Linked DNA regions of Mus musculus: all the other regions are linked to region 2. A link is a loop called in an ENCODE intact Hi-C map of the cell type or tissue named here. Cell type or tissue: left cerebral cortex. All regions are shown on one strand.

Region 1 (8,000 bases), 280 kb before region 2:
ACGTAATTTAGATGCTAATATCTTTGAGGACATTGTGATCTAATGTCTAGAATCTGATTTTGTTAGACAAAGAGATATTGTGGGTTGTCATAGGGATAGGTTATCAAATTTTCAAAAAAAAAAATTATACAGCCATATCCTACGTTGGCAGAAATTTTTATAATTAATGCAACTTGAAGTTAAAATTTTACATTGATATACAATTTATAGAATAATACAGATTTAAATTTCTTATATTGATACAAGATTTAAAATTATTATTGTTACTCTTTGATAGGCATTGTGCCTGTACAACTCTTCTAAGAATACAAGGCTTGGACCCAGTCCTTCTAATAACTCCCGTTAAAAAGTGTTTAGGGGTTGGAGAGACAGCTCAGCGGGTAAGAACACTGACTGCTCCTCCAAAGGTCCTGAGCTCAAATCCCAGCAACCACATGGTGCCTTACAACCATCCGTAACGAGATCTGACGGCCTCTTCTGGTGTGTCTGAAGACAACTACAGTGTATTTAGGTATTAAAATAAGTAAATAAATCTTTTTTTAACTTTAAAAGAGTAAAAACAGTGTTTAGGATGATTAAGTAATACAAGTCAAGGGCTAGATTATATTATATTCTGATTTAATTATAATAAAGTGTTTTTAATTTACTCAAATAGAAATGACTAAGAATAGTTAAGGTATAACAGTTCAGATATACTTTAAATAGATAGACAGTCTTCTTTTTTAAAAAAAGATTTATTTATTATATGTAAGCACACTGTAGCTGTCTTAAAGACACTCAAGAAGGAGTCAGCTTTTGTTATGGATGGTTGTGAGCTACCATGTGGTTGCTGGGATTAGAACTCAGGACCTTCGGAAGTGCAGTCAGTGCTCTTAACCACTGAGCCATCTCTCCAGCCCCCGACAGATAGTCTTCTGTGGACAGAAGTCCACAGAATACAACATTTAAGGCCATTTCATTATTAAAGATCATTTGACTAGAATCTAGTCTGCTCCTGACTACACCCCTTTCTTGGTTCAAAGAAAAAAATTAAATATCAATAGAATTGCTCCAGTCGTGGAGAGATTACCACTAGGCAAAAATTGCCTCAATTCATCTACAAAAATACTGTCCAGGAAAAGGTCATACTATGTGAAATAGTTGACCGGTAGCTCTGCCAAGCAAGACAGGGTAAGCAGTCCTTCACAATTCTGCTTTACAAAAGTCTGTCAGATGATCCTGGGCCAGAAGGCTCATTATATATTCGGATTTAATTATAATAAAGTGTTTTTAATTTACTCAAGTAGAAATGACTAAGAATAGTTAAGGTATAAATGTTGGAGACTGAAGCTCTAACATTTTGAGGAATTAGGGACTGTCCAGGTAGTCAGCTGTCTCTACAAAATGTTTAAATTTTGGAAGCTATCTCTTGTGCTTCCTATATTTTCAGGTAATATTTAAGTCATTTTTGGATTTCTGATGGAGTTGAAGACTAGTTATAGTTTCATAGCACTCAAACTGTTTAACATTAAGAGAGATGATACAGATTTGAGAGGATGATTTTCAGATGGTAATACAAGCTAAAACCAGAATATAATTCAGATATAAAATTGTAAGCTTTTAAAGTTAGGATAGATGGTAGAGTGTTTTATCTAAATTGACAATATGACAGACTGGGTTTTAAATATATCTTATACTTTCTAAATTGCATAATAGTTGTACTCAATTTATACGAGGGGGAAAAAAAAAAGGGAGAGCCCTTTAATTGTACAAAAAGGGGGAAACATTGTGGCTTGCCCTGGTGCTATTTGTATTCTGATGTTAACTCTGCTTCCTCAAGAGGGGCTGCCCGAATAAGGAGTGGATCATGTGCTCAGGTGATCTCATGTGAACCTTCTCCTCATTCTAACTGGTCAGATAAAGGCTAGAGCCTGTGATTGGGCAGTGGAAGGGAAAGGTGGGGCTGGAGGTTTTAGAGAGGAGGAAGAGAAGAAAGAGGAAAGAAAGACAGAGGAAGAGGAGGTGGAAGATGGAATAGTACCACGTGGCCTGGAGAAGCCGCAAGTAACAAGGGATCTCATAGATGGGCGACAGAGTAGTGTAGCGGTAAATGTGCCCAATCTAGCTGTGCAGCTTGTGAATGCTGTAACTGAGTTGTGTGGTTTTTGCTCGGACATATTGGGGCTGGAGATTTACTGCAACAAAGAGATACCTTATTTCTTAGACCCATCTTGAAGGTTCAGCATAGACAGCAAATGTCTGCATGCTTTGGGATTTTGTACCACAGACACAATTCTGAACAACTCATCAGCTTACATGGTAGCCCATATATAGTGAGTGACATTCATGGCTCAAATGTTATATCTCTAGCATTTATAACATAATCTGCTCACCTGGTCATAGTTGTCCTGCCCGTGGAAGAATGGCTCCTTTCGGAATATCATGCTCGCTAACATGCAGCCCAAGCTCCACATGTCCAAGCTATAATCATACATCTGAAGGCAGTAAGGACGGTCGATCAGTCAAAGATGGCTAGAAACTCTTTGTACTGATGGAGTTTCTAGTACTCATCTGACTCCTGAAGATTGGCCCGTATTTCTAAGGCACTAGGGTCTTATACTTATCAGGCAAGTTCCATTCTTAGCCTTTCTGAAGTTATAACTAAAAGTCATTCTTTCCTTAAAAAAAAAAAAAGGGCAGCAAGAGGCTCAGCTGGTAGACTAAGTATCCAAGGCTGCCAACCCCAACAACCTAATCCTTATGCCAAGAACCAACATGGTGGAGAGAACAAACCCCTCTAACCCTCACACGTGGGCTGTGGTACAAGTAAGCTTATACATACATAATGAAAAAAAATTTAATGTAGTTGAGAAAAAGCTTTATAGAGTAGAATAATAACTGGGTTTTGTATGAATCCATCGACTACATAGCAAACCAGGAAAATCCCTAAGAAAATATAAAATTAATGCAGAGCAGAGCAGCTTCACTGACACGCTCACCTGATAGTCCACAAGGAGCTCTGGTCCCTTGAAGTACCTCGAGGCCACTCGAACATTGTACTCCTGAGCAGGATGATAGAACTCTGCCAGACCCCAATCAATCAGTCGGAGCTATAAGAAAGACAAGAGGAAACAGACCATGAAAGATGCCCTTGGACATGCCCATGCCTGTGGTGAGGCCACAGCACGTATCTATAACAGGTACTTGATCACATAGAGTAGGAGTGTACCCATGGAAGACTACACTTCAAGAACTGCAGATGAGGTCATTTCTGGAGCACTTGGAATGTTTCCGAGTTTTTCCCTTTAAGTTACCCTGGTCTTTTACTCTCTCCAGATCATCAGAACTCAACCTTGTTTCTGCCTCCATGCTACTTACATATGGAACACACTCCCCCATCACTCACGGCTGTTAACATGAGCTCCAGGCAACACTGAAGGACATGTATGGCTCCCTCCAGGCAGAAGCACTGCACACTGCTCTAACTGGTTATTAAGCTAACACTGGCTGTGACAGCCAGAGTTGGAGGGCCCCAAGTGTATCTCTTAGGGCTAGTTGGACTGGAATGATCATGAAGAAGTGACGTAGAAACCACTGTTGTAGTTTCTTCCTAAAGCCCTGTCAACTCTAGAACTAAAATAAAACCAGAAACTATAGTCATGGTTAGCATGTACACACGTTCCTGGTAGAAACTAATAATACAGGAGACTAGAGAAGTCAGAGTAATCAGTCTACAAAAGGAATCAGCATGGTCTACAGACAGCATAGACAGCATCGTGTCTACTGATACCACAATGCTATTTGACGAGGTTTAGATCTTCCCTAAGCCTTCAGCAAAGGTTTGGTGCTGCCTGGCTGGATTGGTACCTTTTTTTGTTGGTGATCTATCATGACATTGTGAGGTTTCACATCCCTGTGCATGATTCCCTTGCTGTGGCAGTAATCCAGAGCCTAGTAGGTAAGAAAGCACAGAGAAAAGTAAGCAAACCCTTTAATCGCCCCCAATGCAAACACATTCTTATTATTTGTGACACTTTAACTTGAATGGTCTCAAAAAAGCTCTCTGTGGACACTACAGCTGGCAGCCAGTAGAAAGGGGGCTTTCAATGGTCATGCTGAAGGTTGCTTTATAAGGAGGGAACGAGACCCAGCACGTGGGACCTGAAGAATGACATCCTAATACATCTTCTAACAAGGCAGACATAAGCGTGAGTTTTCTAGGCTAAGAAGCATTTACATTTTACTTAAATATAAAATCTGAGCCACTTAGCTTTTAAAAACCAACATTATAATTCTGAGAGAAAATTATTTTCTGTAATAGAATCAATATAAGAGGCTTTTATGGGTTGAAAGCCTGTGATCTTTAGTAAGTAGAAAACCCCGTAACCATTGCTACCACACTTTACAACTCTCAGGACCAAATTCCCACACAGAGTGACTTCAAGCCACTGCTGGATCTGCTCTGTGATCTAGACTTTTTTGGTCCTTGGTCTCCTTTCTTTCACTGTGCTTTTGAGATTGAGTAGTTGTATGAACTTATTAGTTTGCTGCACTGGGGTTGTTTCTACTTTTGGCTGTTGAGAACACGCTGCATTGAATAAGCACGTGGAAGACTTTTGGGGGAATATGCATCTATTTATCTTGGGAAGTTCCTTGCTGTATAAAACTTTACATTTTCTAAGGAACTGCCTGTTTTCTCAAGTCTAACACAGGATGGTTCCAGTTTTACACACTGGCCAATCCCTGTCACACCCTTTCTAAAATAACAGTTATTCAGGTGGGTTAAAGTAGTATCTTAATGTGTTTCTGACTTGTATTTCCTTATTAGCGCTGAAACACATTTGTCACCTCTTTATTGGTCAGTCTATATGCTGCCTTTGAAGAAATATTTATTTAAATCTTTAAATTTGTATGAATATGCCCTTTTCCTTTTAGGTAACTCTGAGAACAAGTACCTCCTGGCTGGGGACAGCAAGACTGAAAAGGACACCATCCCAGGCAGCTTTATGCCACAGAGGAGCATCAGCCTGATGCCAACAATATGCTCCCCTAATCTACAGCAACAACAACAAAGTTGATGCTTTTAGTATGAATTTGGAGAATGGGCAATACAGAACCTGGGGACAAGGTGACATAATCAGTGACATAATCTCCCAAGAAAGAAATACTGAGAGGAAGGAGCCAGGGTCACTTCCTGGACATCCGCAATTACGCTACTGTTTCTGCAGCAAAAACAATCTATAGTTACAGCTTGTCCCAGCTATGCAAGGCCACTAAGCACCTGGTATATGACCAGTGTCCTACAGATAACAGAACTCTTAGTTTTGCTTAATTTAAACAGCTACCACAGATTTAAGGACATCTGACTGGAGGATTTACAATGGAATACCATGGAGACTTAAGATTGATTTACTTTACCTATGTTCTATTTCCATTTTTTTGTTTTGCTTTACAATAGATGTAGCAAGATTGCAACGAGCTCTTGGTGCCTTCTTTCAACTGGTATTTGTTTACCCAGATCTTCATAGCTCTCACCCAAATCCATCTCTGCAGTTGTCTTATGAAACTAGGGACCGTGAGGGCACACACCACACCCTAAATCTGAATCCGATCACAGAAAGCCTGGCGGGCAGCGGCAGTCACTGAGCAGTCACCCACAGCCTTCAGCCTCAGGTCGGTCTGTCTCTGTCTGTCTCTGTCCTTCTCTGTCCCTGTCTGTCTGTCTGTCTGTGTCTCTCTCTCTCTCTCTGTCTCTCTCTCTGCTGTCCTGGAACTCACTTTGTAGACCAGGCTGGCCTTGAACTCAAAAATCCGCCTGCCTCTGACTCCCGAGTGCTGGGATTAAAGGTGTGCGACACCACCGCCCGGCTTCTTCTACATTTTCAGCAAGGTTAAATATTTCCTATTTTCTAAAAGAAAATGTTGATTTTTTTTTTCATTTTATCTAGTCTCTGTCAAAGATCTAATTCTGACAATACCTGGGATATGAAAAATATAGGATGGAACCAAGGACTGAGCCAAAAAAAAAAAAAAAAAAAAAAAGCAGCGATTAGTTCTTGGCAGGGTACAGTGGCCAGACATACTGTGGGTTCCTAACATGCCTGTACATTCCTTGAGGGGTACTTCAGTTTTAATATCTGCCACAGCTTCTGCTCCTAGACATTGGGATTTTGCCACATTAGCAGAAAGAGATAGCTCACTGCCATCACTGGACAGCAGCGTGGGCACCAGCACTGAGCACTGATGTGCTAGGTTTGTCTTCATGGAGCTTGTGCTAGCTAAAAACTCCAAGACTCGAAAGTGACTTAAATGAGCTCCTGTGAGAAGAGGACAGTGGTTCTCATAGTGCATGCATGGGGATTTCTGGGAAGACCTCTAGCAAAGGCACAGCTTGAAGTTCACAGCATGGCAAACCTCTTCCCACTGCACACTTCCACAGGAAAGGAAGGCCAGGTCAAGCAGTCTATCCTTCCTAACAAAGCTCAACAGACACTAGTGAATTCTAAGCCCAGCATTCTGGCTCTAGTAACAGGCAGATCACTCAAGAACAATTCTAAGGAAAACATTTCAGGAAGCCAGATCTGCAAACTTCCACTCCCCAAGTCCAGCCTTTCAACCTGGTATTTTGCTTGAGCAATGTTTTTCAGTTCCCATACAAACCCCATCTTGGCAATTTTCTTAATTGAGGTTCACAAGCATTAAACTCAAGAGATTCGCCTACCTCTACCCCACAAGTGCCAGGATTAAAGTTATGTGCCACCATGTTGGCCAATTTTGTATTTATGATGCACTTCTGGGGGGGTACAAAGTTGTTATTAAGTTCTTAGTGATCCATTACCCAAAAGGTATACAAGGCTGGTTCACAGTGCTTTACTGCAGTGTTCATCAAGACAAATAAAAACAGGTGTCTGTTGATTGATAATGCTTCGATTTTTTAGTACTTGGTAAGTCACTTAGAAGGTTCACCCATCACTTCTCACTTGCTCAAACTAGCCAGCGCAGGTGAGATGCAGATGTTCTCATACAAAAAAGGGATGTTAAAAGACAGTTTGAAAAACTAAAAAGATGGCTGCAAATGTCTGCCAATTATCAAAGGTCTGCCAATTATGTATATCCCTCTTCATAACTTTCCCATCAAGAAAGAAATAGTAACTGCCAGGTGGTGGCAATTGGCCTTGTTCCCAAGCACTCGGGAAGTGGAGGCAAGCAGATCTCTGAGTTTGAGGATCCCCTGGAACCTGGTCTACAGAGGGAGTTCCAGGAGAGAAACCCTGCCTTTAGAAAACTAAAACACTAACCGCACCCCGACCCCCCCCCCAAAACCCAACCAACCAACCAACATTTTATACCAACTAATTCAACAAACATATTGATGTTGAGGGCCAAACTACAGGGCTGACCTTGGCAGGCTGCAGGCTGAGGTTCCCATTCTCTTACTGTTACTTGGAAGGCAGGACCTCAACTATTCCAGCAACCCCAGCCCACATCACACAGGCACATGAATGAGCCCAACCCAGACTATCTTGTCTCAGTCAGGCAGCCCTGACTCTTAAAAAAAAAAAAAAAAAAAAGTTACCAGGCCATCTCATCAAATTATAAGCAATTGAAAAGGCATTTAAAAAAAAAGTCTGAGGTCACTTGTCATAGAGAAAACTAAGAACTAAGATAAAACTAAAACTAAATCATAAAACTAAGATTAATTACCTGGCAAAGAAAAAAAACTCCAACTGCCAATAAGAGACATACACGAGGGGTTGTGAACTTTGTATAACGGCCCTGCACTCCTTGTTTGGCCAAATTTCCAAGTTTGATTGAAAATCTGTGAGGTCTCACAACAGGATTCTCATCAGAACTTAAGTCTCACTAAGTTCTCTATTAAGAAATATTCTGCTTGAATTCTCTCTGTATTTTTTAACATCCTCTCAAAAATACAAGCCTGAGGGGGAAAGCACCATCAACAAACGCCACTTACTTTAAGTAGTTCATACATATAAAACCGGATATCAAAGTCAGTCAGGATC
Region 2 (8,000 bases):
ATTTGTAATTCTAACACTAAGGAGGTGGGAGGTGGGGGCAGAAGATTAGGAGGGCAAAGTCACCCTTGGCTACAGAGTTCAAAACGATTCTGAGCTCTATGAAACCCAATCTCAAATACAACAACAACAACAACAACAAAAAAAAATACACACACAAACAAAAACAAGCAAACAAAACTTAATTTGTGTATACACACTGAGAGGTGACGGGAAGAGAAAAACTAAGACTGAATGAATGGGCAGTGTTAAACATTAGTAAGTAAATGATATCCTAGTTACCAAAATTCCCATTCGATACCCCCCTAACAGGTTGTTGTTCAGGGAAGTCTTAGAGCCCCTCAAAACAAGACAGGCTACTGCAATTACTCACAGCTGCCAAGCAGTAGAACAGAAAATGGGAGAAAAAAAAAGCAAAACAAACCAAACAACAAGCTAGAACTGAACTAAAACAAGCTCCTCTGCTAGGTAGCTTTCTTAGCATAGGAAATTAATCTGTAGGCTGCTAGGGAATTCTCTATGGCCCTACTCAGCTGTGAGCCATGTAAGCTCTAAGTCAAGTAAGATATGTCTACCGGTGCAATAGTGGCATCAATATGGGGATAATCTGCCACCTTCTGGCTGAAATGAGTCCCACTCCAAGGAGGGAATTCAAGCCTCGTACTATAAAACCGGCTAAAAGCCCATGGTTGGGACGACTCTGGTGGAAAGGAAATTACTACTTTTGTTTCGCTAAGTGGACATGTTGTCGAACTGTCTTCTAAATATGCATCTTTATACTCTTAATACTCCTCTCAACCTACGTTGCAAAAGCTTGTTTTCCAATGGTTAACAGAGAAGACTGGTCAAGGAGCTGAGAATGAGTAACTGTTGAACTTTGCCCTGAACACTTCCTCTAAGGCTCAGGGAATTATTTAAACAAGGGTACAAATATGTTTTTGGGGTGTAGCTTATGTTAAGCTTCTAGGATCCAGAAAAACCCCACCTATACCCATGCCGATGAAGGCTGCCCTCATTAAATTCAGCGGAATATGGATGCATATGTGGAAGTCAGAGGACAATTTATAGCAATCTTTTTCTCTTTCCTGGGACTCCAGAGGAACTGGAGATGGATAAGTAAGAAAATAATAGAGATGAAATTAATAAAAACTAAACCTTAAAATTATTTTTAAAAGAGACAAGAGCCTCCAGAAAAGAATACAAATTCAATAAAGGTGCTTTATGTTATTTTCTTTCTAAAAGTAAATCAACAGAAACAAAGCAGATAGCAGCTCTACAACTCAAGTGGTTTATGGGAAAATGTTTTCCTTGTAGTGTCAACTTCAATTAAATGTGCTGCACAATCTTAGAAACTCCCTTTCATTAAATTTAAGTATAAATTAAAGAAACAAATATTTAAAAAAGGAAAGGGAAGTCAAAAGTTAAGTTTCCTTGAACTAAACAGTAGTCAAGCTAATGCCAGGACTCACTACACTGCTTGACATGCTGATCTAACAAAGATCAGTTGTAACCAATGGCTTCCATTTTCCTACCCGGTAACAAGCTCCCCAGCAGAAAGCAATGCACTATTAAATTGTATTCCACAACACAAACAAGTTAATCAAATGAGGTATTTACCTTCATGGGCTGAGCTAAAAACCCTGTAGGCTGACTTAAGTCATTTGTAGGTAAGAAGCCAGGCACATTTCGTGCAAACTCTTCATAGACGGCTAGCTGCTTTGGGTCCACACCACCAACCTTAAAAGAAGAAAGCCTTTTTTGGGTAGAATTCACTTCACAATCAAAAGAAACGGATTATTTTATTTTGAGGTGGAAGAGTTGAGATGGAGTCTCTCTCTGGTAATAGAACTCACTAGATCAGGCTGGTCTCAAACTCAAGAGATCCTTGCTTCTCCCCACCCCCACCAGACCCCCTGCTAAAATGCCCAGCTAAAACTTATTTTCTACAAGTGATAAGCTTGCACAGAATTCTGATACAACAGTTAATACAACATATGCCAGCATTCATGCCAACAGATCACAGAAGAGGTTTTCTCATTTTCCTGTTAGAGTCAGTGTCACTTACAGTCATTAATAATTCCTTACTGGAGTCCCTATAACAGCACTGTCTGCAGTCCCTGCCCCGGCACTTGGGACTTAGTAGAGACCAGATGATTATAAGTTTGAGGCAGTTTGGTCCACATGGAAGCCTTGTCTCAACAACAATCGCTAGGAAATGCCTCAAGAGGAGACTGCCATGGAAGTCTCCTCTCCCTTGGGGTAAATAGTATCAAACCCTCACCATCTTGTTGGGATCAATAAGGAGCTATCAATAAAAAGATAAATACCAGAAAATATGAAAAGGCAAATTTAAGTTGGGAAAACACAACTTCAGTAGTCCATGCACTCTTTTTATCCTTGCTAGGAAATGTGAAAGTGAGCTGCTACCAGAGATGCTCCTTCAGCAGCAGCATATAGATGCACAGTCCTTAGGAGGGGTTCATGCAACAGTGACAGAGAAAGAGAGGGGAAGCAAGGAGGCAAGAGCCTCAGTTCTCACTTTCAGCCTGATCTGCTCCGGCATCCGCTCGGCTTGGTAGGTTAAGACCACAGGATCACAGTACCTACGTCCTTCTTGCCGGGCATGCTTCCTCAGCTCAAATTCCTACAAATACAAAACGTCACTGAGGCTCTTGTTATGAGACACTTCCTCAGACTCAAAGAAACCACAACCTTACAGATACACACTAAACACTTACAGTTGCCAATCTCTTGTCCATCTCAGGGCCTGCTTTCTCCACTGCAGTTTTCTGAATAAAACAACAAGCTAATTCACAATTGTCCTGAGCTAACTGAGCAGCAGCCTGGTCCATCATTTCCCTTTGCTGTGGGGATGCAGTCTATTGAGAACACAAGACAAAAGAAAAGAGCAATTCTAAAATGTACAACAGGAAATGCGGTATGGTCAACAGGTCATTCCATATTCTGGTACTACCTATGTACCAGCAGAAACCTACAAATATTCCTAATTCATTCACATATAAGATGAAAATACTTTTCAACATTTCATCAGGTTGTGGTGAACATACTGAACAATTTGTGAACTGTTAAGAAGCAAGAATTCTTAAATCTGATACCCACAACTTCAAAATGAAAAATTACTTGAAGTGATAAAAGTAAAGTAACTATATATTATAAACTATTAGTCCAACTGCTGTAATCTAAATTCATCTATGTTTGAGATGCTGGCTCCAAACTAAAAAAAAAAAAAAAAAAAGTCCTCTTCTCTTGGGTACTGCTGAGTATCTGACAAGTAACACTGAGCACAGAACTACATAAAAAAGAAGCAAACGCAACACTTTGCCTTAACACAACTTAGAATCTAAAAGACGCCAGAGGCTGGAAGTATCCTTCAGTGCTAAGGAGTTTGCCCTAACTCATTCTCATTCATTCATTCACATTCATTCAAATTCTCTCTCTCTCTCTCACACACACACACACACACACACACACACACACACACACACACACACACACACACACACACAGCACAGGCCCAAGCTCTTACAGACCAGTAATACATTTTATAGTACACAAAACAGTCTGCTTACACGCAGGGCTGAGGCAAAGCTGTTTTTGAGGTTGGTGGATATGCTCATCAGTAAAGGTTCCCTGCAAGTAATCATAGCCATTCCAGCTGTCAAGTTCCGCATCATGTGATGAGCTGCTATTCTCATTCGAGACTCCTCAGAATCCAGGGCAAAGTCCTTTCTGACTATCTGTTCGCACGTAGTCATAGCAATCTTAATTGAGCGATCCACCACAGGATGGACAAGCTCCTGGACAGCTCTTTCAATTGCTTGCCGCACACACTGCTTCAGCTGAGGATGAGCTTGAAATAAAGGGATCTGGAAGGAGGAAACAAGGCACAAGTCACATCTGACTCTGGTACTCCTTCAATGCTACAGAAACCACAGAGTTCACATAAAACTAACAAAGCCCCAGGAAACAGAACCTAGGAAGAAAAGAAGTCAGTATAACCTGTGATCTGTTTTTATCTGTTTAATCCCCTTCAATTTTAACAAGCTCATTAAACAAATAGTACTTGCTTATAGACATATGACTTTCTAAGTTAAAGTTATAGCTAAATTATCCGTTAGGAAGGCAGTATCAGCAGACGGCTGGCTGGTGAAAAGCACTCGCTGCTCTTGCAGAGTCCCTGGGCTATGGTTCCCAGCACCCCCACTGTGTAGCTTCACAATAGTCATAACTCCATTTCCAGATCTGCTGCCTCAGGCACACATGTGGCTTATACATGCATGCAGGCAAAACATTCCTATACATAAAATAAAGCTAAATGTAAAGACTTTGATTTAAAAATTATATATACAAACTGCATTCTGCCAAAAGAAGTAGCTTTAAATAGCAGGCCAAAGTGGCATGATAATGAAGGCCAAAGGAAAATACTATAGTATACATCAAGAAGAATCTCTTTTTATTGCTGGCATAATTAAATCACTGTGGGGTAGGGTTAAGAGTAAAAAATAGAAATCCTAACCGCTTAAAATGTTTGCCTATTGTAATATACACATTATAGATCCCCTACTTTTTAAAAAAATATCCCAGGGGAAAGCTGGTAAACAGGGAAGTAAGTAACCAAGAGTTCACTGCCACAAACTAGAAGTCAAAGCATTCTGGGGCTGCAGAGATGGCCCAGCGTTTAAGCACTTGCTGCTCTTGCAGAGGGATCAGGATTTGATTCCCAGAACCAATATGGTAGCTCACGCATGACCACCTGTAACTCCAATTTCAGGAGAGCTGATGTTCTTTTCCGATCACCTTGGGTACCTAACAAGCATGTAGTGCACAGGCATGCATTCAGGTAAAACACATAAGTCAATCTTTTAAAAGAAGAAGGATAAGTTTTCACTCACTGTAGGGTTTAGAGTAATATGAGGTGCCAGGCCTGCTAGAGAGTAGACATTGATGTCGTGGTAGCTGTACTGTGGCTGTGGTGGAACTGTGGCTGTACACGTAGTACTGGTAGCTGGTGTTGTAGAAGTTGCTACATGTAAAGTAAAGTAAAAGATAAAAAGCACATTTATCGACTGAACAAAGAAATCAGCTGGATAATAAATGGATCTTATCTATTTAAACTATGTCTCAACTCTTGAGTAGGGGCAGCTAATGTCATATTTTTCCCATTTTGAAAAAGAAATTCTGCTATTGTATGACATATGAGCCGGTCTATTAGTGGCAATGTCTACAGCACAGGAACATTTTCAGGATAATCCTGTATTAGGCAGGCCAAGCTTCCAATATCTGGCAGTGTTGTGGGTACATGTTCTCAACCTAGCCTTTACCAGGCTCATTTGGGATTTGTCAGATGCCAAGAGAAGGCTGGTGGGAGAAGAGGTGTTGGGTGCTGGTTGGCATATTCTACCAACTCCTCACCTTTAATATAACTACATCCAACTCCCAAAGGCAATCCCACCATCACCAGGGAGTATGTGTGCCTGTGTGTCTCACTAGTGAGTGCCAGTGCGTCTCTGTCTGTCTGTCTCTCCCTCTCTGTGTGCACATTGTGCGTCTGTGGAATGATTTTTAAACAGGGTCCCAGGCTGGTTCAAACTCATGTAGCTTAAGTTGTCCTCAAATGCACAATCCTCTTGCCTTTAGTTTCTTAAGATTAGAGCCCTGTACCTCTAAACCTCTTGTCTTGATGCAGATAAGATTGTCCTTGTAGGCATGACTGATCTGGCAAACCCTGGATTTTAAGAAATAATGTATACTATTATGTCATTCAAGTACTGTGATACTTAAATGTTTTGCAAGATAAGCTAGCCAGGCTATGATATAAGAACAACTCATCTACTCATAATTGCTTAAAATTATCTTAAGAGATAGTGAGACGATCTAGTAAGCCTATCCTTAGATGCTGCTCACACTTGATAATCAGATGGCTCACAGTGTGGGGTGGTTGCTAGGTGGCTTATGAGGAGTGGTGTCATCTGAGAAGGATCTGATGAACTTGTGCACTTACTTGTTGTTGTGATGGCAGGAAGCTCTTCGGGCTGCTTGACATCTTTCTTTGGAGCAGAGAGTTGCTCATCTAAGTTCTTCAGACGATCTTTATCTTTCAGCAGGTTTCCAGGTTTGAGCTCATTGATGTCTAATGCAAGGTTCTTACAGAGCACCTCAATCTCAAACTTCAGGTTTAACTGCATGATTCCAGTATTTAATTAGAATAAGAGAAAATTTGAGCTCTGTCCATAATATATCCTACAATTCAATCCACTGGTGCAATGACCACTGCCTACCCCCTGTACTGGTCTATCTTTACATTAAATCATCTGAAGGCCCAGAATCCTCTGAGAGAGGCAGCTCTTTTACCTTTAAGTCATGCTCCTGATGCAGCTCAGCCAATACATTCATAATTGCCATTGTCCAGGGGTTTGGTGGTCTAAAAACCTAAAGAAGAGCTATGATATTAAGGCAGCCTAAATCAAACCTTTACTCTGTATTATTCCAACAAGTAAATAAACATGACAGTGACAAAAGCCCCATTCTTAGATACAACCCATTCCAGAAAAACACAAAACGGAGTGGAAAGCTGATCCACTCAGCCTCTTCACCTAACTTAATGTGTAATAATCTAGGACCAACTAAGGAAGATTGTTCAACTAGCTCTATGTGCACAAGAATAAAGCTCTGATCTTTTGGTATTGTGTGAGCAGCCTCTCACCAATTCCCCAGGACTAACATTTACTCACCAGGCTGCGAATGCTGGACTCTAGAACTTTGGCAACAAAGGGCACCACATAGAGCAACTCTTGCTGTCCTTTAACGTAAGCCTCTAACAGCAAAGATTTCACATCCAAGTCCTAGAATTTTAAAACAAAACATTTGAGAAGCTGATGTTCTTCTGTTCCAGAAGTCCTCAGGGAAAAGTAAAATAAAATAAGAACCTAAGAATAGTATCTCATGGCCTAGTCGGCCATCACTGGGAAGAGAGGCCCCTTGGTATTGCCAACCTTATATGCCCCAGTACAGGGGAACGGCAGGACCAAGAAGTGGGAGTGGGTGGGTTGGGGAGCAGGGCGGGGGGAGGATATAGGGGACTTTCGGGATAGCATTTGAAATTTGAAATATAAATATATATATATATGCGCAAAAAGAGAAAAAAAAGAATAATATCTCACTAAAAGCTCATTTGCCAACATACATTATCTGATTCTTGCCCGACAAAAAGCACACCCACTGGCTTTTCTGTATCCTAAAAGAGCCTAAGAGACCACGAGCACAGAAATAAGAATTCAAACATGGTCAAAGACATAAAATCCCAGTGACAATTAAAACATTTCTTATAGCCAAGTTCAAAACATATATCCATCTTAAAACTCACTGTGTGTAAGATGGGTTTATTTTTAGCTAATGTGATCATTCCTAACCAATGTCCCAAGTTCTTCAGCAAAGAACGATCTGAGAAATTGGCCGCAGCTTTATCAGAAGTCAGCAGCACCTGCGATAATACAGAATTTATAAATAAGTGAATAAGCATATAAAAGAAATTCTCAATTTCGTATTTGAGAGTTTCCCTGGCCTCTCTAAAAGAAATCAATTCTGAGCACCTACCCAAAGCAGACCTATCCCGTGTATCCCATTGGTATCTTACTGCATGCATTAGCAAACTGTCGATACTACCTTTGAAACAGGTTTTAAAGAGCTCACGAGGTGGAATACTGATCTACCATGTCTAAGACCCTGAATCTGAATCCCAGCATGACAGAGAAAGCAAACAAATGAATGGTTGTTGTTTGCCTCAGAGTACGTAGGAAATTCCAAAGACTACAGAACTCCTTCCTAGAAAAGATAACGCAAGCTGTACAGTCATGTCCCTTAACTCCATAAAGCAACAGCAAAATGGCATCAGTCAGCTGTGCTACAAGGAGCCAGGAATTCTTTTTGCACTACAGCGTAACCAAGAATGGGGAAATTTCCCATACATAGGTTTAAATATAGTG
Region 3 (8,000 bases), 250 kb before region 2:
CAGAGAAACCCTGTTTTAGAAAAAAATAAAACAAAACAAAAAAACCCACAGACCTTTCACTAGCAGCTTTTTAAATTTGTAAAGTCCTCTAATAGCCTCAACTTACCTTGACAAATGAAATACTTAGAAATCTTACATGCAAGTTAAATGAAATAAAAGCCCTCCATCACTACGCACCCAACTGTGACAAAATGACAAAGACTGATATGAAGTGTCACTGAGTGCCTGCGCCCTGTGTCTCAGTCACCACGTGCCCACCTAGTCTTTCCTGTGAGATTCTATGAAAAGCAAACCTTTCCCAGACTGCCCTAAACCGAGCAGCTGGCACTGCTAAGGGCTTAATTTTCTCTGAGAAAATATCACAATAGTAGGTATTAGTCGTAACTTCAACTTATTTGAGTAATAAGCATAATTTTGGTATAGCCTCTGTTCTTTTTGAAAAATACTTCCAATCCATTATAAAAGCAAAACCACAATATTAGTGATTTCTTACTCTACCCTTCAAATATAAAGAAAAGCTACACAGAAATGCCTACACAGTGGTTTGACAAAGGAGTATGAGGTGGTTCAGACTGCCCTCTGAGAAAAACCAAACACGTCAGGAACTAGAGCATCGAGCGGGTCTCCCAAATCTCATGCTTGAACTTGAACCTGTGCTCAGTGCTAAGATCCTACAGCCCAGGCTGAAATGAACACTCAGAGGAATGAAGAAGTAGGAAGGAAGAGCTCTGGTGAAGGTCCATTTCAACAGAACAATGATGTCAGGTACATTTCTTTGTGCCTAGGTCTGCTATCTGTAAAAATAATTTAAAGCCGCTTCCGTACTGGATGTGGTAAATATATGCATTGGATCTTTAGAGCAGAGGAAAAACTATCAAGCAACTCATCTCTGAAGTTCCTCACAAGAACCATGGGAAACTACTAACCCTATGTTTCCTTAAACACACTGGGGCTTACACACACCTGAGCACTGTTCCCTTCCAAACACTCCACAGCAAACAGCACTTAGTCCCAAAATGCTACTGCACAGACATTTAGACATTTCCCTGAAATTGCTTTAGACTTGGCAAATTCAATCCTCCAAATGTGCAGCAACAGAACATGGATATTCCCAACTATGCTTGTTTTTGCTTATCCTTAAAATGAAAATGTCTGAAGTAACTTCTATTCAAAACAGGTTTATGTAAGTAATGAAATTGCATGGTTTCCTCCAGCAAGTTCCCTGAAGGAAACATTTCTCTGCTTAAAACACACCCCTCCCATAACTACAGACCTCCAATGTACAACTCATACTTAGCGGGGCCAAGCTCCCTATCTGCCATCATTCCTTCCTTCTCACCCCAGTGTCTTGGGCAGCAGCAATAGCATCACCCATCTCTGCAGCAACTCTGCTCCTTCATCACTAGGCCAGGATGGTAAGGAGCATTAGCAGCAGCCATTTTTTTTGAAAGGTGATTCACACAACGCTAAAATCTACACAATTAAATAAGAACTGCCCTAAGGCACAAGCTTTTCAATCCTGCATTTTTGTTCACTGGGCACTGTGAAAATCTGGTGAAACACTACCACTCTCCAGTGCTCTTTCACTAGTGACACACATACATGTTAAGTGATCTGACAACATGAAAAACTGCCCAGATCCTAAGGTGACAAGCATATGCATTTAAATGACTTGACAACCATGAAGAACCGCTCAGGTCCTACGAACCACCCTCTCGAACAACCTACAAAGCACTATTGAATCTTCAATCACCTGTACAGAAACTTGGCTGACTCTTCATGCTCATTAAGATCATGTCTTCATTTGAGTGATAACAAAAGCCCTATCATTATCAAAGCGAGAGGGCTAGTCTTGCCACAGAGACAAGTTTTGTTCCAGTTATTATTTCAGGGGCTAGAATGTACTCTTCTGTTGCCCCAGATCTCTTAGCGGCTGGCTTGCTATATCCAGCCCACCTGAAACTTTACTGCTACATGAAATGAAAATATCAACTGAGGGAATTGTCCTGAATTTTTGGCTTTAAACTTATCTCTGAGCAGACTCCAGTTTTGTTTTGTTTTGGGTTTTCCGGACTTTTTCTGGAGTAACTGGGAGCAGAGAGTAACGAGTACAGATTTAGAATCCCTACAGTTGACAGATTCTCCATGCAAACTCCTTCCTCTCTTGCGAATACCTCTTTATTCCATATCAGATACAGTCCCCCCTCACAAGCTTTGTTTGAGAAGTTCAGAATTCACACTTTAAATGTTCCTGACCTACCAAACTCAGAATTAAGACCAGCCCGCACATTTTCTCAAAAGTTCACAAGGAAAAGCATGGTAGGAGTCCTGTAGGAGATGCTTATTCTGGGATAGCTGGTTCTTTTGCCCTGTGGGGGGAAAGGTTACATGCCACCGTTGGCCACTCACCTTGAGAATTTTTACAACCACCCTCTCATTGTTGGTGATGTTAATGGCCTCAAATACTTCACTATACTTGCCCCGACCAAGTTTTCGAACCAGTTGGTAATCATCTTGATTACTGTGAAAGGCAAGAGATATACATAAATGCCAGGATTTGGGATTAAGCAAGCCTCTGTCCACCACACATCCATCCGCCATCTCCAACTAATCAAGCATTCGGAAGTATTCCTACCATCACACAGCAACTCATTCTCTTAAATGAGAGCCACACAGAAGCTTGGCTCCCTTCACTCTGCAGAGCTCCTAACCTAACTGACTCTTAACAAGAAGAGGAATGGGCAGCTACAAGGCCTCAGGAGCCATTAAGGGGACTAAGGGAAGCATCCCCCCTGGTGGTACTGGGGTGCCCTGCCCGTGGCTCCACGGCACCTGCCTCCCATTTCACACCTTCCAGGGGGCACTGCCCGCTCTAGACAATCTGCCCCTCTTCAAAATGACCCTCCCACCCAGCCTCATTTCAGAAAGTAAAGAGGTAGAGATTTCAACAGCTCAAGAGGACAGCCATGGACTTCCCAACCCATAGGAAGCCCAAAGTCTGAGGAGGAAGGGCCGCCCCCACCCCCGACCCCACGCTTCTCCCCACCGGCGGCTGAGCCGGGGACCGAGGCAGGGCGGACAGGAGAGGCCGGGGACACGTGCGGCCGGGGCCGGGCCTCCCTGCCAGCCCCGAGGCCGAGCGGCCGGCGGGTGCGGTTCGCGCGTGGGGCGGCCGGCGGCGGCTTTACCCCCAGCTCGGGACGTGGGCTTCGTAGTCCCAGTACTCGCGGCTCCTCAGGCTGTTCACCTCGGCGTAGACCCGGGCCCGACTGCCCGCGGCCGGGCCGGGCATGGCGGGCGGGACCGGGGGGCGCCGCGGGGCGCCGAGGGCGGCGGCGGCGCGGCGCGGGGCGCGGGGCGGCAGGCACGGGAAGCGGCGGGCCGCGGGCTGCCCAAGCAAGAGGAGGAGCGCGGCGGCGGCGGCGGGCGTCCGCGCCAGGCCGGGCCCGCGGGGGCGGGCGGACGGACGGACGCTCGGGCCGGGGGGCGCGGAAGGCGCCGGCCGAGCCGGCCCGGGGCCTTCGGCTGCCGGAGGGACGGCGGGGTTCGTGCTCCGCGGAGGCCTCCGCTCGGCTCGCGGCCCCCCAGAGGCGGTGGTGGCGGCAGCGGCAGCCACCGGTCGGGAGAGGGGCAGCGGCAGCGGCGGCGGCGGCGAAGAGGGAGGAGGAGGAGGCGGAGGAAACCCGGAAAAGGGGCCGCACTCGCCAGGAGCGGCCGCCGCCCAGCCCCGGCCCGCCCCGGCCCACAGCGCCCCCTACAGTGCGGGGGGACTATGGCCGGCGCCCGCCCCCTCAGCGAGCTCGCCACCCTCCAAGCAATGTGGCCGGCTGCCTGCCCAACTGCAGGCCACCCCCCAGAAGTCTCTACCTTTGACTGCCGCCGCGCTTAGCATAGTTCCACTGTCCAGTCACCTCGTGTCCACCCACCACGACCTCCCATATTGGCCCTGAGCTGACTTTCTTTGAAACCCAAGAACCCTCCCCTCAAACTGTCCCCCTTCCTCACTCCTCTTCCCACTCTGGACCCCACCCTGCCATCCACAGATCCCTTCCTTCAAGAGGAAAACCAAACTAGTCCTAAAGCTACCCTCGCCTCCCAATTCCCCATCCAGATTCCTCCCTGAGAGCCCACTGAGCCATCCTTTGGGCCACTTGCTTAAACCAGAGCCCACCAGATAGTTTCCCCATAAAGTTAACTGGGTTTTTCCCCCTTTGTATTGAACCTGTAATTTGTGGATCATACTTTGAGAATGTAAATATCCATTTTGTTTGTTTGTTTGTTTGGGAGGAGGGAGAGCTGGGGAGTGAGGACTTCTTGAACAGTCTTCTCTCTCATTGATGTCCTGGGGTCCCCGGCTATCTTGTTTTCCTGTTCATATTCTTTAACAACAAGGATCTCTTCTTCCAGCCCAGGTTGCTCTGACTCTAAACTCCCCCTCTCCCTCCCCCCCACACACTGTTTTCTAGATGAGGCCACGTTTCCTCTTTCTTCACATACCGAACTATCGAGGTTCAAGTCCCGGTTCCATAGTTTGCAAGGAATGCAGATTTGAACCAATGACTCAACGTCTCCGTGCTACAGATTTTGTAGCATCAACCCAGCACCGACTTCACAGAGCTGTACAGAGACTAAGGACTGCTCCATATTAAAACACTACATGTTCCCGCTGTTGTTAAACTCTACACCTTTCCTTCCCTGAGAATAGCGCATGCCCGTCTTTCAGTTTCTTCTTCTCTCTGAGCTTGGCCACGGGGTACCGCTGCCACCCCACAAATGACTGGCTTTCTTTTTCAAATCTCACCTTAGAGGCCACTTTCTCTGAAGTTGATACTTCTCTCAGCGACTCCTCCATGCCCTTCGTAAAACTACAGCTTGGCATGAGTCCTCTCCTGGTTTGCCATCTGTCCCCTCCCTGTGAAAACAATGTGAAGGCATGACTAGGGCTGGGTGATCACCACCAGGTCACTCAGTGTCTGCCGGGCAGGAGGCCTTCAGTCAACACAGTGCTCTTGGCCCACGGTTACCATGCTGGTTACAAAGGGGACCCTGAAGGTCATATTATGCATGGACCAGCTGACTTTCTGTGTGACGCACAGAGAAAGGACACACCACTCATCACATTGCTGTCAAAAAAGCTCAACCTGCATCCAACCAGACACGGCCAAACTGAGGGACAGTTCAGCAAAAAAATCTAGTTCACACTGCTAAAAAATAACAGTGTCACAGCCAAAACAAAACTTGAGGTGCTGCTCTAGAGTAAAGGAGACTGAGAGCGACCCCTGAGGCTGCACACTGTAATCCTACCTGAGGAGTAGACTGTGGGTTCAAGGCCAGCCTGAGCTACATAGTAAGATCTTGTTTTGTTTGTTTACTTTTTTGTGGGGGGATGCAGTCAGGTGTGGTAGTGCATTTTGGTAACCCTGGTACTTGGGAGGTTAAGACAGGCAGATCAGCATGAGTTTGATGCCTGTCTATCTGGACTATGGAGTGAGACCTGTCCAAAATAAAAAATAAAACAAACCATTCAGAAGCCTAGAGAGACAGACACACTATTTCTACTGCCCTTATCATTCAAAAGCAGCAAAGAATATCCAAAATAAATAAATGGGTCAGGCCAGGTGGGGTAGTCCATGACTGTTAGCCTAGCAGTTGGGAGGCTAAGGCAGCAGCATAGCCTAGATTCTGTAATGTGCTTCAGGCCAGTGTGGGTTATGTAGACTCTATTTCAAAAACAAAAGACAACAAAAAAGCAAAAGCAGGAACTGTGTGTGTATGTGTGTGTGTGTGTGTGTGTGTGTGTGAGAGAGAGAGAGAGAGAGAGAGAGAGGAATACACTTATCTCTGGGGTAATTTTAATATGGGGTGTATATTATATATTACCAATGTTTTTGTTTTTCCCAGACAGGGTTTCTCTGTGTAGCCCTGGCCATCCTGGAACTCACTCTGTAGACCAGGCTGGCCCCGAACTCAGAAATTCACCTGCCTCTGCCTCCCAAGTGCTGGGGATCAAAGGCGTGCGCCACCACTGCCTGGAAAATACCACTGTTTTAATGCTAACTTGAAGCACATGAGCTTTATATTGGGGTTAAACAAGAAAAGCCCTTTGGTTTTAAAATTTTCAAGTGTTGAAGGATGAACTGTTTTAATCTCCACAATGTATTCTCAAGTGGCTCTGTAGAAAACCAACAAATAACAAAAACCCATGGGTTCCCAAGGACATGACCATCCATGGAAAGAAGGAACCACTGGCTGACAATTAATGACATAAGCCAAATATCCGCAAGTACTGACTCAGGCACCGTAACGCCAGGACCCTGGAGGCGCAAAGGTAGGAGAGTCATGAGTTTGAAGTCCACCTGGGTTTCATAGCAAGACCTTGTCATAAAAGAAAAAGCCCACAAATTTGCAACTTTGTGCAAACTCTAACACCTTCAATAAAACAAGAACTGTGGGCTGGAAAGAGATATAGCTCAGGGGTTAAGATCAATGGCTGCTCTTCCAGAGGACCCAGGTTCAATTCCTAGCACCCGAATTGCAGCTCACAACTGTCTGTCAATGCCAGTTCCGGGGACACGCACGTAGCCAAAACACCAATGCACATAAAATACATTTTAAAATTTGAATGAAATAAAGCATTTAGCGAACACATGGACTTTGACCTTGATTCCAAACACGGCACCCCCTCTCAATCTCCTTTTTAACACACCCTTAAGATCTTAAGGTTGCTCCAAGTTTTATTTTTTTTGTTTTCTTTTTCCCCCCTCAAAATGTTCTATTAACTTGTCTAGACCAGCAAGTCACAATCCTAAATCTTAGATAGACTTTCTTAGCTCTAGAAAGCTCCTGACACTGTGCAGAAATTGTAGCTAGTTTGAGCATGTATGCTCTTTTTCCTCTGCATGTGTCAGGTTCTCAAAGGAGACTATGGCCTGGAGAGGATTCTAAGCCACTGCCATTGATCTGAGAACTGTGTCCAAGCCCTGGCAGAGCCCCATTCTTTGCCTCCTCCACCCTGGCCCACCTCTGGCCCCACCCACACTCCCTGTTCTTGCCTCTCATCCTTCACCACGTTGCCCACACCCATGTCTCATAACCTGATCCCACACCTGTGGCTGCTTGGGGATTCTCCCACACATGGCTCTGGCGCAACATACTCCGGATTTGGCTGATACTCTATTGGCTCAGCCCTGAAACCTATAGCCAGCCCTCCCACAGCCAAGTGGAAGGCGTTTTTTTTATGGCTTGTTGCAAAGTAGGATGATGGGTGTCCCACAGTATTGGCAAGGTCCCACTGCTTTTCTTTAGTCCCCCCCCCCCCCTTTTCTTTTCTTTTCTTTATATGGCCAGCCTGGCTACGGTTAACATGAGGTGGTACCCTGGCAGTCCAGCTGAAGGAATCTGGCTTGGGTTTGTGAAAGACCGAGCAGGTAGTTCTGCATAAGTAGGTGGAAGGGCAGGGAGAGCCCAGTACTGATTTTTCTTCACTGTGTGTGCCATATACAAGTGAATGTGATCAAAATTATAGAAAAGAGGATGCAAGGAGATGCCTCGAATCAGATCATCCAGTGCTTCCTCGCCGACATCTCTTCTAGACTCCAATTTACCGAACAAAATAAAAATCATTATGAAGATCTTAGAACATTTTCTGACAAGTTTTTTCCTGGGGTTGGGGTTCAAATCTAGAGCCCCCATTTACTGTCTTGATAAGGTCTATTTTCAAAACATTTGAGAGGTTTCACAGGTCTTTTTTTTTTTTTACCTCACATTGTTTCTTCTTAAAACAAAAACAAAAGCAAAGAAAAAAGAAAAGAAAACAAAACAAAAACCCAAACCTCCCTTAAGAGTTGGATATGATAGCCAATGGTGATGCACACCTTTAATCCCAGCACTTGGGAGACAGAGGCAGGTGGATTTCTGAGTTTGAGGCCAGCTTGGTCTACAGAGTGAGTTCCAGGACAGCCAGGGCTACACAGAGAAACCCTGTCTCGAAAAAAAAAAAA

What was found. Hi-C counts contacts between places; a loop is a spot of excess contacts. Peaks named below come from ENCODE experiments on the same cell type or tissue, not always from the same donor. Only the 100,000 strongest peaks of a DNase experiment are listed, where the experiment ranks them.
Region 1: a loop joins it to region 2, with 3 times the contacts of the local background. A loop is called at or near these places in 9 of 42 quality-filtered maps.
Region 3: a loop joins it to region 2, with 2.0 times the contacts of the local background. A loop is called at or near these places in 2 of 42 quality-filtered maps.

Annotation. Positions count from the first base shown.
Region 1 is chr8:95,457,700-95,465,699 of GRCm38, forward strand. It overlaps Csnk2a2 (casein kinase 2, alpha prime polypeptide), which reads right to left. Exons shown (of 12, transcript NM_009974.3): 5 at 7,952-8,000; 6 at 3,847-3,930; 7 at 2,979-3,089; 8 at 2,373-2,474. Among named protein-coding and RNA genes, the nearest start is that of Cfap20, 27 kb to the left of the region's middle. In left cerebral cortex, no CTCF peak of the experiment used is centred here; no DNase peak of the experiment used is centred here.
Region 2 is chr8:95,738,194-95,746,193 of GRCm38, forward strand. Cnot1 (CCR4-NOT transcription complex, subunit 1) reads right to left here. Exons shown (of 49, transcript NM_001372353.1): 26 at 7,382-7,498; 27 at 6,750-6,860; 28 at 6,370-6,447; 29 at 6,020-6,197; 30 at 4,911-5,041; 31 at 3,588-3,884; 32 at 2,736-2,876; 33 at 2,537-2,641; 34 at 1,615-1,734. It overlaps Gm26493 (a small nucleolar RNA gene), which reads right to left; the gene lies at 7,867-8,000. Among named protein-coding and RNA genes, the nearest start is that of Gm26493, 4.0 kb to the right of the region's middle. In left cerebral cortex, a CTCF peak has its summit at 630 (motif pointing left); DNase peaks (open chromatin) are centred at 616 and 3,729.
Region 3 is chr8:95,485,156-95,493,155 of GRCm38, forward strand. Csnk2a2 (casein kinase 2, alpha prime polypeptide) reads right to left here and starts at 3,665. Exons shown (of 12, transcript NM_009974.3): 1 at 3,189-3,665; 2 at 2,410-2,521. The coding sequence starts at 3,292. In left cerebral cortex, a CTCF peak has its summit at 3,778 (motif pointing left); DNase peaks (open chromatin) are centred at 3,744 and 7,161; H3K4me3 peaks cover 1,714 bases; H3K27ac peaks cover 1,347 bases.